Linked DNA regions of Mus musculus: region 1 is linked to region 2. The links are chromatin loops, found by intact Hi-C in ENCODE. Cell type or tissue: left cerebral cortex. All regions are shown on one strand.

Evidence for each region. Hi-C counts contacts between places; a loop is a spot of excess contacts. Peaks named below come from ENCODE experiments on the same cell type or tissue, not always from the same donor. Only the 100,000 strongest peaks of a DNase experiment are listed, where the experiment ranks them.
Region 1: it touches region 2 in a loop (2.6-fold over the local background); 2 of 42 quality-filtered maps call a loop at or near these places.

Annotation. Positions count from the first base shown.
Region 1 is chr8:41,730,723-41,738,722 of GRCm38, forward strand. No RefSeq gene overlaps it. Among named protein-coding and RNA genes, the nearest start is that of 2810404M03Rik, 93 kb to the right of the region's middle. In left cerebral cortex, no CTCF peak of the experiment used is centred here; no DNase peak of the experiment used is centred here.
Region 2 is chr8:41,620,828-41,628,827 of GRCm38, forward strand. No RefSeq gene overlaps it. Among named protein-coding and RNA genes, the nearest start is that of 2810404M03Rik, 200 kb to the right of the region's middle. In left cerebral cortex, no CTCF peak of the experiment used is centred here; DNase peaks (open chromatin) are centred at 3,192, 3,520 and 4,168.

The DNA.
Region 1 (8,000 bases), 110 kb after region 2:
ATATATATATATATATATACTATCATAACATCTGCAAACAGTGATATTTTGACTTCTTCCTTTCCAATTTGTATCCCCTTGATCTCCTTTTGTTGTATAATTGCTCTGTTAGGACTTCAAGTACTATATTGAATAGGTAGAGAGAGAGTGGGCAGCCTTTTCTAGTCCCTGATTTTAATGGGATTGTTTCCAGCTACTCTCCATTTACTTTGATGTTGGCTACTGGTTTGCTGTATATTGCTTTTATTATGATTAGTTATGTGCCTTGAATTCCTAATCTTTTTACGACTTTTTTCATGAAGGGGTGTTGGATTTTGTCAAATGCTTTCTCAGCATCTAACGAGATGATCATGTGGTTTTTGTCTTTGAGTTTGTTTATAAAGTGGATTACTTTGATAGATTTTCGTATATATATTTTTTTCTTTAGGTTTTTTGAGACAAGGTTTCTCTGTATAGCCCTGGCTGTCTTGGAACTCACTTTGTAGTCCAGGCTGGTCTGGAACTCAGAAATCCGGCTGCCTCTGCCTCCCAAGTGCTGGGATTAAAGGTGTGCGCCACTACCCATCCCTGCATCCCTGGGATGAGGCCTACTTGGTCATGATGGATGATCATTTTGATGTGTTCTTGGATTCGGTTTGTGAGGATTTTATTGAGTATTTTTGCATCGATATTCATAAGGGAAATTAGTCTGAAGTTCTCTTTCTTTGTTGGATCTTTGTTTGGTTTAGGTATCAGAGTAATTGTGGCTTCATAGAATGAATTGGGTAGAGTACCTTCTGTTTCTATTTTGTGGAATAGTTTGAGTAGAGTTGGAATTAGGTTTTCTTTGAAGGTCTGATAGAACTCTGCACTAAACCCATCTGGTCCTGGGCTTTTTTTTTTTTTTTTTTTTTTTGGTTGGGAGACCATTAATGAATTAATGACTGCTTCTATTTCTTTAGGGGAAACAGGACTGTTAAGATTGTTAATCTGATCCTGATTTAACTTTGGTACCTGGTATCTGTCTAGGAAGTTTTTCATTTCATCCAGGTTTTCCAGTTTTGTTGAATTTAGCCTTTTGTAGTAGGATCTGATGATGTTTTGCATTTCCTCAGGATCTGTTGTTATGTCTCCTTTTACATTTCTGATTTTGTTAATTTGGATACTGTCCCTGTAACCTCTAGTGAGTCTGGCTAAGGTTTTATCTATCTTGTTGATTTTCTCAAAGAACCAGATCCTGGTTTGGCTGATTCTCTGAATAGTTCTTTTTGTTTCCACTTGGTTGATTCCAGCTCTGAGTTTGATTATTTCCTGCTGTCTACTCCTTTTGGGTAAATGTGCTTCGTTCTAGAGCTTCTAGGTGTGTTGTCAGACTGCTAGTATATGCTCTCTCTAGTTTCTTTTTCGAGGCACTCAGGGCTATGAGTTTTCCTCTTAGGACTGCTTTCATTGTGTCCCATAAGTTTGTGTATGTTGTGGCTTCATTTTCATTAAACTCTAAAAAGTCTTTAATTTCTTTATTTCTTCCTTGACCAAGGTATCATTGAGTAGAGTGTTGTTCAGTTTCCATGTGAATGTTGGCTTTCTATTATTTATGCTGTTATTGAAGGTCAGGCTTAGTCTGTGGTGATCTTATAGGATGCATGGGATAATTTCAATACTTTTCTATCTGTGGAGGCCTGTTTTGTGACCAATTATATGGTCAATTTTGGAGGAGGTACCATGAGGTGCTTAGGAGAATGTATTTCCTTTGGTTTTAGGATAAAATGTTATGTAGATAGCTGTTAAATACATTTCTTTCATAGCTTCTGTTAGTGTCCATGTGTCCCTGTTTAGTTTCTGTTTCCAGGATCTGTCCATTGGTGAGAGTGGGGTGTTGAAGTCTCCCACTATTATTGTGTGAGGTGCAATGTGTGCTTTGAGCTTTACTAAAGTTTCTTTAATGAATGTGGCTGCCCTTGCATTTGGAGCATAGATATTTAGAATTGAGAGTTCATCTTGGTAGATTTTACATTTGATGAGTATGAAGTGCCCTCCTTGTCTTTTTTGATAACTTTGAGTTGGAAGTCAATTTTATTCAATATTAGAATGGCTATTCCAGCTTGTTTCTTTGGACCATTTGCTTGGATAATTGTTTTCCAGCTTTTTACTCTGAGGTAGTGTCTGTCTTTATCCTTGAGGTGGGTTTCCTGTAATCAGCAAAATGTTTGGTCCTGTTTTTGTAGCCAGTTTATTAGTCTATGTCTTTTTATTGGGGGAATTGAGTTCATTGATGTTAAGAGAAATCAAAGAAAAGTAATTGGTGTTTCCTGTCATTTTGTTGTTAAAGGTGGGAATCTGTTCTTGTGCCTGTCTTCTTTTAGGTTTGTTGAAAGATTACTTTCTTGCTTTTCCTAGGGTGTAATTTCCGTCTTTGCGTTAGTGTTTTCCCTTTATTATCCTTTGAAGGGTTGGATTCATGGAAAGACATTGTGTGAATTTGGTTTTGTCATGAAATACTTTGGTTTCTCCATCTATGGTAATTGACAGTTTGCTGGGTATAGTAGCCTGGGCTGGCATTTGTGTTCTCTTTGTGTTTGTATAACATCTGTCCAGGCTCTTCTGGCTTTCATAGTCTCTTGTGAGAAGTCTGGAGTAATTCTAATAGGCATGCCTTTATATGTTACTTGATCCTTTTCCCTTACTCCTTTTAATATTCTCTCTTTTTTTTTTTAGTGCATTTGTTATTTTGATTATTATGTGACAGGAGGAATTTATTTTGAGGTCCAGTCTATTTGGAGTTCTGTAGGCTTCTTGTATGTTCATGGGCATCTCTTTCTGTAGGTATGGGAAGTTTTCTTCTATAATTTGTTGAAGATATTTGCTGGCCCTTTAAGTTGAAAATTTTCTTTCTCATCTACTCCTATTATCGGTAGATTTGGTGTTCTCATTGTGTCCTGGATTTCCTGGATGTTTTGAGTTAGGATCTTTTTGCATTTTGCATTTTCTTTGATTGTTGTGTCCATGTTCCCCATGGAATCTTCTGCACCTGAGATTCTCTCTTCCATCTCTTGTATTTTGTTACTGATGTTCACATCTTTGGTTCCTGATTTCTTTCCTAGGGTTTCTATCTCCAGAGTTGTCTCCCTTTGGGTTTTTGTCATTGTTTCTACTTCCATTTTTAGATCTTGGATGCTTTTGTTCAATTCCATTGCTTGTTTGGTTGTGTTTTCCTGTAATTCTTTAAAGGATTTTTGTGGTTCTTCTACCTGTTTAGCAGTTTTTGCCTGTAGTTCTTTAAGGACTTCTATCTGTTTAGCAGTGTTCTCCTGTAATTCCTTGAGGGATTTTCGTGTTTCCTCTTTAAGAGCTTCTACTTCTTTAGAAGTATTCTTTAATTCCTTGAGAAATTTTTGTGCTTCCTCTTTAAAGGCTTCTACCTGTTTAGCAGTGTTCTCCTGTATTTCTTTAAGTGAGTTATTAATGCCCTTCTTAAAATCTTCTACCATGATCCTGAGATATGATTTTAAATCTGTGTCTTTCTTTTCGGGTGTGTTGGGGTATCCAGGACTCATTGTGGTGGGCCTACTGGGTTCTGATGATGCCCAGTGTTCTTGGTTTCTGTTAGTAAGATTCGTTTTTTTGTGTGTGTGAAGAAAACTTTTTTTTTATTACGTATTTTCCTCAATTACATTTCCAATGCTATCCCAAAAGTCTCACACACCCTTCCCCCCGACTCCCCTACCCACCCATTCCCATTTTTTTGGCCCTGGCGTTCCCCTGTACTGGGGCATATAAAGTTTGCCTGTTCAATGGGCCTCTCTTTCCAGTGATGGCCGACTAGGCCATCTTTTGATACATATGCAGCTAGAGTCAAGAGCTCCGGGATACTGGTTAGTTCATAATGCTGTACCTACAGGGTTGCAGATCTCTTTAGCTCCTTGGATACTTTCTCTAGCTCCTCCATTGGGGCCCTGTGATCTATCCAATAGTTGACTGTGAGCATCCACTTCTGTGTTTGCTAGGCCTCGGCATAGTCTCACAAGAGACAGCTATATCACAGTCCTTGCAACAAACGCTTACTAGTGTATGCAATGGTATCATCGTTTGGAGGCTAATTATGGGATGGATCCCTGGATATGGCAGTCTCTAGATGGTCCATCCTTTTGTCTCAGCTCTAAACTTTGTCTCTGTAACTCCTTCCATGGGTGATTGTTTCCAATTCTAAGAAGGGGCAAAGTGTCCACACTTTGGTCTTCGTTCTTCTTCATTTTCATGTGTTTTGCAAGTTGTATCTTATATCTCGGGTATACTAAGTTTCTGGGCTAATATCCACTTATCAATGAGTACATATCATTTGAGTTCTTTTGTGATTCTGTTACCTCACTCAGGATGATGCCCTCCAGGTCCATCCATTTGCCTAGAAATTTCATAAATTCATTCTTTTTAGTAGCTGAGTACATTGTGTAAATGTAACACATTTTTGTATCCATTCCTCTGTTGAGGGGCATCTGGGTTCTTTCCAGCTTTTGGCTATTATAAATAAGGCTGCTATGAACATAGTGGAGCATGTGTACTTCTTACCAGTTGGGACATCTTCTGGATATATGCCCAGGAGAGGTATTGCGGGATCCTCCAGTAGTAGTATGTCCAATTTTTTGAGGAACCACCAGACTGATTTCCAGAGTGGTTGTACAAGCTTGCAATCCCACCAACAATGAAGGAGTGTTCCTCTTTCTCCACATCCTCGCCAGCATCTGCATTCCTATCTCCTTGTACTAAGGTCAAATCTAAGTGGATCAAGGAACTTCACATAAAACCAGAGACACAGAAACTTATAGAGGAGAAAGTGGGGAAAAGTCTCGAAGATATGGGCACAGGGGAAAAATTCCTGAATAGAACAGCAATGGCTTGTGCTGTAAGATCAAGAATTGACAAATGGGACCTCATGAAACTGTAAAGCTTCTGTAAGGCAAAAGACACTGTCAATAAGACAAAAAGGCCACCAACAGATTGGAAAAGGATCTTTACCTATCCTAAATCAGATAGGGGACTAATATCCAATATATATAAAGAACTCAAGAAGGTGGACTCCAGAAAATCAAATAACCCCATTAAAAAATGTGGCTCAGAGCTAAACAAAGAATTCTTACCTGAGGAATACTGAATGGCTGAGAAGCACCTGAAAAAATGCTCAGCATCCTTAATCATCAGAGAAATGCAAATCAAAACAACCCTGAGATTCCACCTCACACCAGTCAGAATAGCTAAGATCAAAAATTCAGGTGTTAGTAAGATTCTTACGTTTGCCTTTCGCCATCTGCAAATCTCTGGTGTTAATGTTCAAGTGGTCTCTGGTTGGAGCTTGATCCTCCTGTGATTCTGTTAGCCTCTGTCAGCACTCCTGGGAGTGCAACTCTCATCTGAGTTCCAGTGGTCAGAGCACTCTCTGCAGGCAACCTCTCTTCTTTCAGGGCAGGTGTCCAGCAGTCTGGAGCTCTGATCCACCTCCTGAGTTCTGGGGACAGAACTCTCCCTGTAGGCAGACTCTCCTCTGGCAAGGAATGTGCCCAGGGGTCTGGGTCTCTGCTCTGCCTCCTGGCTGAGAATGAAGGCCCGAAGGGACCCTGACCAAGAAGCTCTGTTGCTTCTATTGCCCATGTGCTCTCAGGTGATCAGGAGGTCCTGCGTGTGCTAGGGTTCCTGTGGTGTGGAGAGTCCTCTGGTGCCCTAGACACCCTTGGCCGTGTTCATGCAGAAGATGGCAGGGTTAGCTCTGACCTGAATGGACCCCAGCCTCTGGTCAGGCAGGGTTCCTTTGTCCCTGTCCCTGTCAGCACAAGACCCTCAATAATTCTTTGGAGCTGATATTACATTCCACTCACCCATGATCCCAAGGTGATCCTGAGGCCTTGCAGCATGGAGAGCACTTTGGAGCCCTTAGAGGCCTCTGCTGGGTTCAGAAGGAAGATGGTGTGTGGGGTGGCCCCAACTTTATTATTATTATTATTATTATTATTATTATTATTATTATTATTATTTACTTATTCACTTTATACCTTGCTCACTGTCCCTCTCTCATTCTTCCCTCTCACACTCCCTCACCCATGCCCCATCTCCTTCTCCTCTGGGTGGGTGGGGTCCCTCTGGGTATCCCCCACCCTGACATATCAAGCATCCTCTCCCGCTGAGGCCAGACAAGGCAGCCCAGCTAGAAGAATATATTCCATGTACAGGCAAGAGCTTTGGGATGGCCCCTGCTCCAGTTGCTCGAGATCCCCATGAAGACCAAGGTGCGTATCTGCTACATAAGTGTGGGAGGTCTAGGTCCAGCCCATGTATGTTCTTTGTTTGGTGGTTCAGTTAGGAACTTGAGAGCCCCAAGGTTCCAGGTTAGTTGACTCTGTTGGTCTTTCTGTGGAGTTCCTATCCCCTGAGGGCTGCAATCCTTCCTCCTATTCTTCTATAAGAGTCCCCAACATTTGAAGTGTAATTAAAGAAAATATCTAATTAAAAAAATAATAATGTCATGGATAGGTGCTTGCCAGTGAGATTGGTCTCAAGTTGAGCAAATTTTTTAGTTGGCCGTTCTCTCAGTCTCTTCTCCATCCCTAATCCCTGCATTTCTTGTAGGATGGAAGGAACTGGATGAGAGAGGGGATCAGCAGATGAGTGAGGGGGTTGGAGTCAGGTGTGGGGAGGAACACAGGGAATGGCCAGATGGCCATGAGAATGAATGGAAATCTGCAACTGACTGGGGTGGGGGAGTTAGGGGGGCATCTCCAGAAATAGACAGAGACCTGGGATAGGGGAGGCGCCCAAGAATCAACAGGGTGTCCTTACCTGTGACTCACAGCATGGGGATATGGAGCCTGGGGAGACTGTCTACTGTGGCCAGGCAGGAACCCCTGTGAATCAATAGGAACACCAACCCACCGACAACACTTTCGACTCCAAAATTATCCTGTCGACATCTTGTGTTTTAACTGTTGCTTTCATGTTTTTGATGTTGTTTTTCAATTTCATCACACATCAGACTAAGCACTGAACTCGTACCCAGCATCCAGCTCTGGCAAATTCCTTGGCTTCCTGTTGCTGGCATTTGCTGCTTTTCAGTGGATAATGTGTACTCTTAATACACTTCACTTTTCTTTTTAGCCAGGGTATATGAACAAAAGTATTTTATTATCTACAGGGAAAAGTCAAAGGCCTTTACTGACATCAAATAGCTAATAAAAATTATGATAAAAATCTGTTTAATCTGTATCGCTCAAACTTTTTGGCTACTGGAAAATTGATTCAACCAGATCAGTCTAACCCTTTGTTCTAAAGTTTATACATACATCACAAAGCTTCTGATCGTGTGTATCAGAAAGCCCAATTCCTAGAAGGGCTTTCTTCCTTTTGCTGAAGTCCTATGTTTCTGATGCAGCTTTTGAGAGTTGAGGATGTAGCAAAGCAGTAAAGAGGTTGCCTAGAATACTCAAGTCCATGCCTTTAATTCTCACTACCACTACAGAAAAGAAGGGTGTAGACCCCTGATATGTTTTTCTTTTCCTACTCATATAGATTATATAGTGATTTATATAGCAAGTCTGCCTTGTTTACTTCTTTGTACAAATGTGCAAAATAACACACATATAATAATCTGGATAGATTGAGAGGTTATGGCCACTCTAGCTGAAGGTATGTAAGTGGAATTGGTATTTGTCATTTCAAGTGTTGGTGTAAAATGCTGTGGTCACTTCAGCTTGGGGGAACTAGATATCTCTGTGTGTCAGATGCATAGTCATAGTATGGAATCATATAGATCTCTGAGTTACCATTTAAATGAGACCAATCAAGTAAGTAATTGATCAGAAACGAACTTTTGCATGAACTTTTATTGTGTTATGTCACTGTTGGGGGGTTGGGGGATGTTTGTTACAGCAACTAGCAATAGTGCTCTGAATAATGCCTAGTGTGATTCTCTCTTTCTCTCTTTCCTCTCTCTCTCTCTCTCTTTTTCTCTCTCTCTCTCTCTCTCACACACACATACACAC
Region 2 (8,000 bases):
GCACTCAGAGCTATGAGTTTCCCTCTTAGAAATGCTTTCATTGTGTCCCATAGGTTTGGGTACGTTGTGGCTTCATTTTCATTAAACTCTAAAAAGTCTTTAATTTCTTTCTTTATTCCTTCCTTGACCAAGGTATCATTGAGAAGAGTGTTATTCAGTTTCCATGTGAATGTTGGCTTTCCATTATTTATTTTGTTATTGAAGATCAGCCTTAGTCCATGGTGGTCTGATAGGATGCATGGAACAATTTCAATATTTTTGTATCTGTTGAGGCCTGTTTTGTGACCAATTATATGGTCAATTTTGGAGAAGGTCCCGTGAGGTGCTGAGAAGAAGGTATATCCTTTTGTTTTAGGATAAAATGTTCTGTAGATATCTGTCAGGTCCATTTGTTTCATAACTTCTGTTAGTTTCACTGTGTCCCTGTTTAGTTTCTGTTTCCACGATCTGTCCTTTGAAGAAAGTGGTGTGTTGAAGTCTCCCACTATTATTGTGTGAGGTGCAATGTATGCTTTGAGCTTTACTAAAGTGTCTCTAATGAATGTGGCTGCCCTTGCATTTGGTGCGTAGATATTCAGAATTGAGAGTTCCTCTTGGAGGATTTTACCTTTGATGAGTATGAAGTGTCTCTCCTTGTCTTTTTTGATAACTTTGGGTTGGAAGTCGATTTTGTCCGATATTAAAATGGCTACTCCAGCTTGTTTCTTCAGTCCATTTGCTTGGAAAATTGTTTTCCAGCCTTTCATTCTGAGGTAGTGTCTGTCTTTTTCCCTGAGATGGGTTTCCTGTAAGCAGCAGAATGTTGGGTCCTGTTTGTGTAGCCAGTCTGTTAGTCTATGTCTTTTTATTGGGGAATTGAGTCCATTGATATTAAGAGATATTAAGGAAAAGTAATTGTTGCTCCCTTTTATTTTTGTTGTTAGAGTTGGCATTCTGTTCTTGTGGCTGTCTTCTTTTTGGTTTGTTGAATGATTACTTTCTTGGTTGTTCTAGGGCGTGATTTCCGTCCTTGTATTGCTTCTTTTCTGTTATTATCCTTTGAAGGGCTGGATTCGTGGAAAGATATTGTGTGAATTTGGTTTTGTCGTGGAATACTTTGGTTTCTCCATCTATGGTAATTGAGAGTTTGGCCGGGTATAGTAGCCTGGGCTGGCATTTGTGTTCTCTTAGTGTCTGTATAACATCTGTCCAGGCTCTTCTGGCTTTCATAGTCTCTGGTGAAAAGTCTGGTGTAATTCTGATAGGCCTTCCTTTATATGTTACTTGACCTTTTTCCCTTACTGCTTTTAATATTCTATCTTTATTTAGTGCATTTGTTGTTCTGATTATTATTTGTCGGGAGGAATTTCTTTTCTGGTCCAGTCTATTTGGAGTTCTGTAGGCTTCTTGTATGATCATGGGCATCTCTTTTTTTATGTTTGGGAAGTTTTCTTCTATTATTTTGTTGAAGATATTAGCTGGCCCTTTAAGTTGAAAATCTTCATTCTCATCAATTCCTATTATCCGTAGGTTTGGTCTTCTCATTGTGTCCTGGATTACCTGGATGTTTTGAGTTAGGATCCTTTTGCATTTTGTATTTTCTTTGACTGTTGTGTCGATGTTCTCTATGGAATCTTCTGCACCTGAGATTCTCTCTTCCATTTCTTGTATTCTGTTGCTGATGCTCGCATCTATGGTTCCAGATCTCTTTCCTAGGGTTTCTATCTCCAGCGTTGCCTCGCTTTGGGTTTTCTTTATTGTGTCTACTTCCCCTTTTAGTTCTAGTATGGTTTTGTTCATTTCCATCACCTGTTTGGATGTGTTTTCCTGTTTTTCTTTAATGATTTCTACCTGTTTGGCTGTGTTTTCCTGCTTTTCTTTAAGGGCCTGTAACTCTTTAGCAGTGCTCTCCTGTAATTCTTTAAGTGACTTATGAAAGTCCTTCTTGATGTCCTCTATCATCATCATGAGAAATGTTTTTAAATCTGGATCTAGATTTTCGGTTGTGTTGGGGTGCCCAGGACTAGGTGGGGTGGGAGTGCTGCGTTCTGATGATGGTGAGTGGTCTTAATTTCTGTTAGTAGGATTCTTACGTTTGCCTTTTGCCATCTGGTAATCTCTGAAGCTAGCTGTTTTAGTTGTCACTGTTAAGAGCTTGTTCTTCAGGTGACTCTGTTAGCCTCTATAAGCAGACCTGGAGGGTAGCACTCTCCTTAGTTTCAGTGGGCAGAGTATTCTCTGCAGGCAAGCTCTCTTCTTGCAAGGCTGGTACCCAGATATCTGGTGTTCGAACCAGACTCCTGGCAGAAGTTGTGTTCCACTCACTAGAGGTCTTAGGATCACGTGTGGAATCCTGTGTGGGCCCTTGCGGGTGTCAGGCAACTCAGCTGGCAAGGTAGCCCGGGGCTCGAGTGGAGTGGAAGGGGTTTGTGCCCCAGATCAAGCCCGGGTAGCCTGCTTCCCTATGTACCGCAGTCTCAGGTTCCACGCGATTGGATTGGGGCAGGCGCTGTGTTCCACTCACCAGAGGTCTTAGGATCCCGTGGGGAGTCCCGTGTGGGCCCTTGCGGGTGTTGGGCAAGACTCTGCTGGCAAGGTAGCCCGGGGGTCGAGTCTAGAGTCGAGTGGAAGGGCGGCATTTTCTAATCTATGAGTCATCTCACAGGGGAGGGTGAAGCTCTCTTGTTAATAACCATTCCTGTAGTCTTTTACACTGCTTGGCCACTGGTGACTTAGGTATCAGTAGGTAATAACAGCTTAATTTCAGAATGATGTAGCCCTTATATGTAAGTAGAAGACATTTCTGTATATTTTATTATTTAATACAGCAATTTGATAAAACATTAAAGTTTCATTGAAAAATTAACAACACAATGAAAGGAAGTGCTCCAACCATAGAAGAGTTGCAAAAATGAAGCCGACATCCTCTAAGGCCTACATTTATTTTCTGATGAAGTGAAACAGTGATCTCACCCCAGGACAAGCGATTCCTGAGAGAAGCTCTTGAAGTTTTTGCTTTGGAACCATGGAATTTATAGCCTTTAGGATCCACAGCAATTAGTATGTGAGTGCTGGGGAAAGAAAGGCGGAGCTTTGCTGATGGGTTCCCGTTCCTTCCCAGTCCAGCTCATTGCCTTAGCACTGAGAAAATTTGTGGCAGAAACAGTAAGAGCAGGAGAGTGTTTGCTCATCCTTAAATATCTCCTCCTACATATTTAACTACTGTGAATTTAACACGCATTCACAAAGTCTCCAGTACACCTCCCACCTGCAGAAGCTTCATTTTCTTCTCTGTGAGGATGGATTGCTAGACTTAGTGTGACTTGCTTCCAATGAATCTGGTATGTGAAAGGGAAAGCTGTGTCTGGGATGAAAACATCTGGCAGATGTTACCTTAGCCGTGGATGAAGGTTGGTACCATAATAATGACCCATGTGAATATCATGTAACCTTGACTTGATGCACCGAGAAGGGAATTTACGTCTGTGGTACGTCTCCCATATCCAAGCAAAGCGTGAGGAGCCATCAATAAATCAACCCCAAGTCTCACCCTACAAAATAACAGATGACTACCCACCGGAACTGTCAAAGGCACAAGGAAAGAGTGAGACTGTCAGACTGCCGAGAGAGAAGGCAATGGAATGGAACATGGTATTTTGCATAGAATCTTTGAACTGAAGAAGGAAAGTCCAAAGACATCTTGAGAGTCTGTTGTACTGTGGCTAATTGTTTTGCTTTGGCAAATGTAAAAAGCCTACATAAGATGCTAACATTAGGGGCACATAATTAGAAGGTAGGAAATGACCCTATTGCTAGCCTTACAATTCTTATAGGAATCTAATAAAATTCTAGTAAAACAGAAACTAAAAAATCCAAAACAAAAATCTGTTTATGTACTTTCTAAATTCTTCTATGTTCAGAATACTTGTGAATGCAATCACTTTGCTGCAGAGTAAGTACCATCCTGAAAAACGAATCAGTTGATTCTTCATGACCTAGCAAATGGATTTTGAGGTCACTTCAAAACTATGTGTGCTTAGTATCACTAACTGTGAGGGTGAGGAAACATTCGTTCCGCAAAGAGATGCCACGTCATGTGGTTGTGGCTATTACACAAGGGAAAGAAAGAAACAATAGTATTCAAGGGAACATGGAGCTATTGGAACCCTTGTGCACCACTTGCTGAATGTAAGGTTGTGTGGGCTGCTATGAAAAACAGTTTACATTCTCCTTACTACATTAGAAATAGAATTCCTACATTTTTTAGCAACTCTATCTGGGTTTATAGCCAAAGAATGAAAAGACTCCAAGAGAGATGTGTATACTGCATCTGGTGCAGCACTGTTAGTAATTGATTTGCCATAGAAATGAGTGAAGGGTCTATATGTGGGTGAAAAGATAAACAGAACGATATATACAAGCAGTGGCGTGTTACTCTGAATCTTCTTTTTTTTTTTTTAACATGGATGAACTTCAGCAACATTATGCTAATTGAAGTAAGTCAGCCATAGAATGGCAATTACTCTATGATCCTACCTTTATAAGATCCCTGCATTAGTCATCCCGTACAGATAGGAAGGAGAATGGTGGCTTCCAGGGGCTTGGGGACAAGAGCATGAGGGCTTTAAAGGTAAAAAGCTTCAGAATAGGATGATGGGAAAAAATCTGGTGATGGTGTATGAGAAATAGGAAATTTTTTGATGCTATTGAATTTTGTCTTTACAATGATCAAAACAGGATATGTATGTATGTATGTATGTATGTATGTATGTATGTATGTATGTATATATATATATATTTTTTTTTACTACAGTAAAAACCAGCTCAGACACTTTTTTCATAGGCCAAACATATCTATTTTCTTTATAACTGTGTCCTGGTTAGGTTTTTGTCAGCTTGACCCGAGCTAGAGTTATTTGGAAAGAGGAGCCTCAACTGAGAAAATACGTCTACCAAATTTCTCCACAGGTAAATCTACAGAGAATTTTCTTGATTAATGATTGACATGGGAGGGCTCAACTCACTGATAGTGGTGCCAACTGTCACATGTTGTATGTGAAAGCAGGCTGAGAGAGCCATGGGAGGCAAGCCAGTCAGCAAGGTCCCTGCATAGTCCCCAGTTCAGTTCCTGCTTCCAGATTCCTGATTAAATTATTGACCCTCCTTCCTTCCTCAATGATAGATATGTCATGGAACTATAAGCCAAATAAACCCTTCCCCACTCCCAGTTGCTTTTGTTCAAGGTCTTATCATAGCAATAGGAAACAAACTGGAGCAAACACAGGGTATGTTATGAACTTAACCAAATAGAAGCTACTAAGGTCACTGCTTTGTAAAATTTTCTTGTGGTTTAGCATACACTCTCAAGCAATGTATTGCTATTGGCTTCTGCTTAACACATGCTTTCCTGATTAGATATTGTTCTGTAGAAGAAAACACTGGAGATGGGGTCAGGCCCTGGGATGCTAGCTGATTTCTAGTGGTTTTCACTGGTGAAATGCAGCTTGTGACATCTCAAGTATGCAAAAGTGATGTAACAGACCAGTTGGAAATAAAGATACTCAAATGAGATACTTGGTGTCTCTTAATCTGACTATTAGACTACTGAAATAATGGACGCCAAAGAGATGGGGATTTCCCTAGGAATCACATGCTGGGAGAGGGAAAACTAAGCAGTCAGAGGGGGAACAGTTCATACAGTTCTAAGAACTGTACTGTCACTTTATGGTATTAGGTAGAAGCTCAGGCTATGATGGGTCATTGTGGGTGGGACAATACCTTCATAGAACTACTTAGAAGTACATATCCTTGGCTCTCTATATGAACTTTGATCTTACTGCAGAATCTGAAAGATAGACTTGGGAGTTTCACTGGATCACTTTGTCCCTCTTCCTAACATGACTACATCGAACAACCTCCCACTCTCACCTCTAGTTTGTCTCTTTTTAATAGGTCTACTGGGGACATATGGTCACACTTGACTTGGGACACACTTTGTGAACCTCCCTCCCCCAAGTTTGACAAGAGAATGGTGGTGGGGAAGGGACACATTTTGTTGGTATCTGACAGTGTAGCCTGAAGCCTGGGTCATGGTCACTATTCAGATTCTGTGGGTCATGTCTTAGCAGTGTGGGTTGAAGCAGTAGTGGGTGACAGGACTCTACTGTTGCTGTCCTCTGATCAGTATGTGGGCTGCAATACAGTTCCAGAACTTGGTGAGGATTAAGGTAGAGGATTGGAATCAAACTGCCGTCTGATAACCCTAAGGAATTTTAGATTTGGACTAGGTATTGCTGTGGCAGAGCAATGCTGGCCAAACCTGGCTATATATATGATAAGGATATGACACAAATTTTATAAGGATAAGGAACTATGTCTTATCCCCATTTCTTGTGCTCTAAACCTACATTTTTATTCCCCTGATCATTAAGGGCTGAGCAATGTTCCTTTGGAGAAGGACGTTCGTTGACTTGCTGGCCACTCAGCAATTTCATCTCACAGTCTTTCTATTTTGTCTCTGAAATGAAGGGGAGAGAGTGATAATTGTTCATGGTGACCTTTGGTAAATATCATTGATGTTTGAGAATGTTACCTTAATATACCATTCACAGAGTCTTGACACATAGTTGGTGCTCAATAAATGACCTTATGCAGCGTGCCACAGCAGCATGGGAAAAGTCAATAGGAATTTAGATGACCTAATACAGGGTCAGCTAGATAGTAAATATGTTTGGTTCTGAGGTCGTATGGTCTCTGTCACAGCTATTCCACTCTGCTGATGAGGTACAAAAGCAGCCATAGGCAAGGGCTAAATGAATGGACAGAGCTGTTTCAATTATCTTTATAAAAAAAGAAATGGGCCCAGCTTAGCCTTTAGGCTGTGGTTTTCAGTTTCTAATAACCTTGCTTTTAGCTGCCTCCTTTTGTTTAATCTTTGAGTATGTGGGTATCTAGAAGAAGAGCTTTTAGATTAAGGGAAAATTTAAGCAGAAATATATTAGTACTTTATTCCCAGATACACAGTTAGAATAAATGGGAATGATAACATTACCCAAACACAGTTTAATGACAGACATAGAGGGTACAAAAACATGTGTCACAGCTTCAATAACAAAAATGAAAAGAAATTATTTTGTATTTGGGAAAATAATATTAATACTGACTAATTGATTTTTAAATTTTTTTTACCTTCTATTAATTTTGTTTAAATTCCTGAACACTTAGGACCCTCATTATGTACATGAGGAGATTTTCTTTGGATCTTCTGCTATGAGATGAACCCAGATGATTATAGTCTATGCTTAATCATTGCTTGAATCTTCTTGATGCTCATAAGGGGAGACTGGGGTGGTGGTTTTCAACCAGTTGGCAAAAACCCAGCTTTTGCATATATAAAGATTCCCTTGCTTTCTATACAAGCATTTACTTGCTTTTAGCTGAGAGAATCAGGGTATTTTAGGATTTCTATTGCTATGAAGAAACATCATGGCCAGAGAAACTCTTTTAAAGGAAAACACTTAGTTGGGGCTGGTTTACAGTTTCAGGGGGTTAGTTTATTATCATCATGTGAGGAAGCATGCGAGCATGCAGGGAGACATGGTGCTGGAGAAGGAGCTGAGAGTTCTACATTTTGATCTGCAGGCAGCAGAAGGAGACTGTGTCACACTGAAGGCATAGGTTGAGCATATGAGATATCAAAGCCTGCTCCCATGGTGACACACTTCATCCAACAAGGCCGCATCTACTCCAACAAGCCCACACTTCCTAATAGTGCCACTCCTTATGGGCCATGCATTCAAACACATGAGTCTATTGGGGGCCACACCTGTTCAAACCACCATACAGTGAGAAGGCAGTAAGCATTGGAATAGACTGAGTAGAACTCTGGACGATGATGGAAATCATGGCGAAAAGTAGAGAAGCGGAATGGGCAGTGGAGAGTGCTCATATATGTGTGTGAGTGAGTGCCTTTGCACATTGATGGGGACTTCACAGGGCTTCTGTATTGAGTACTGTGGGCA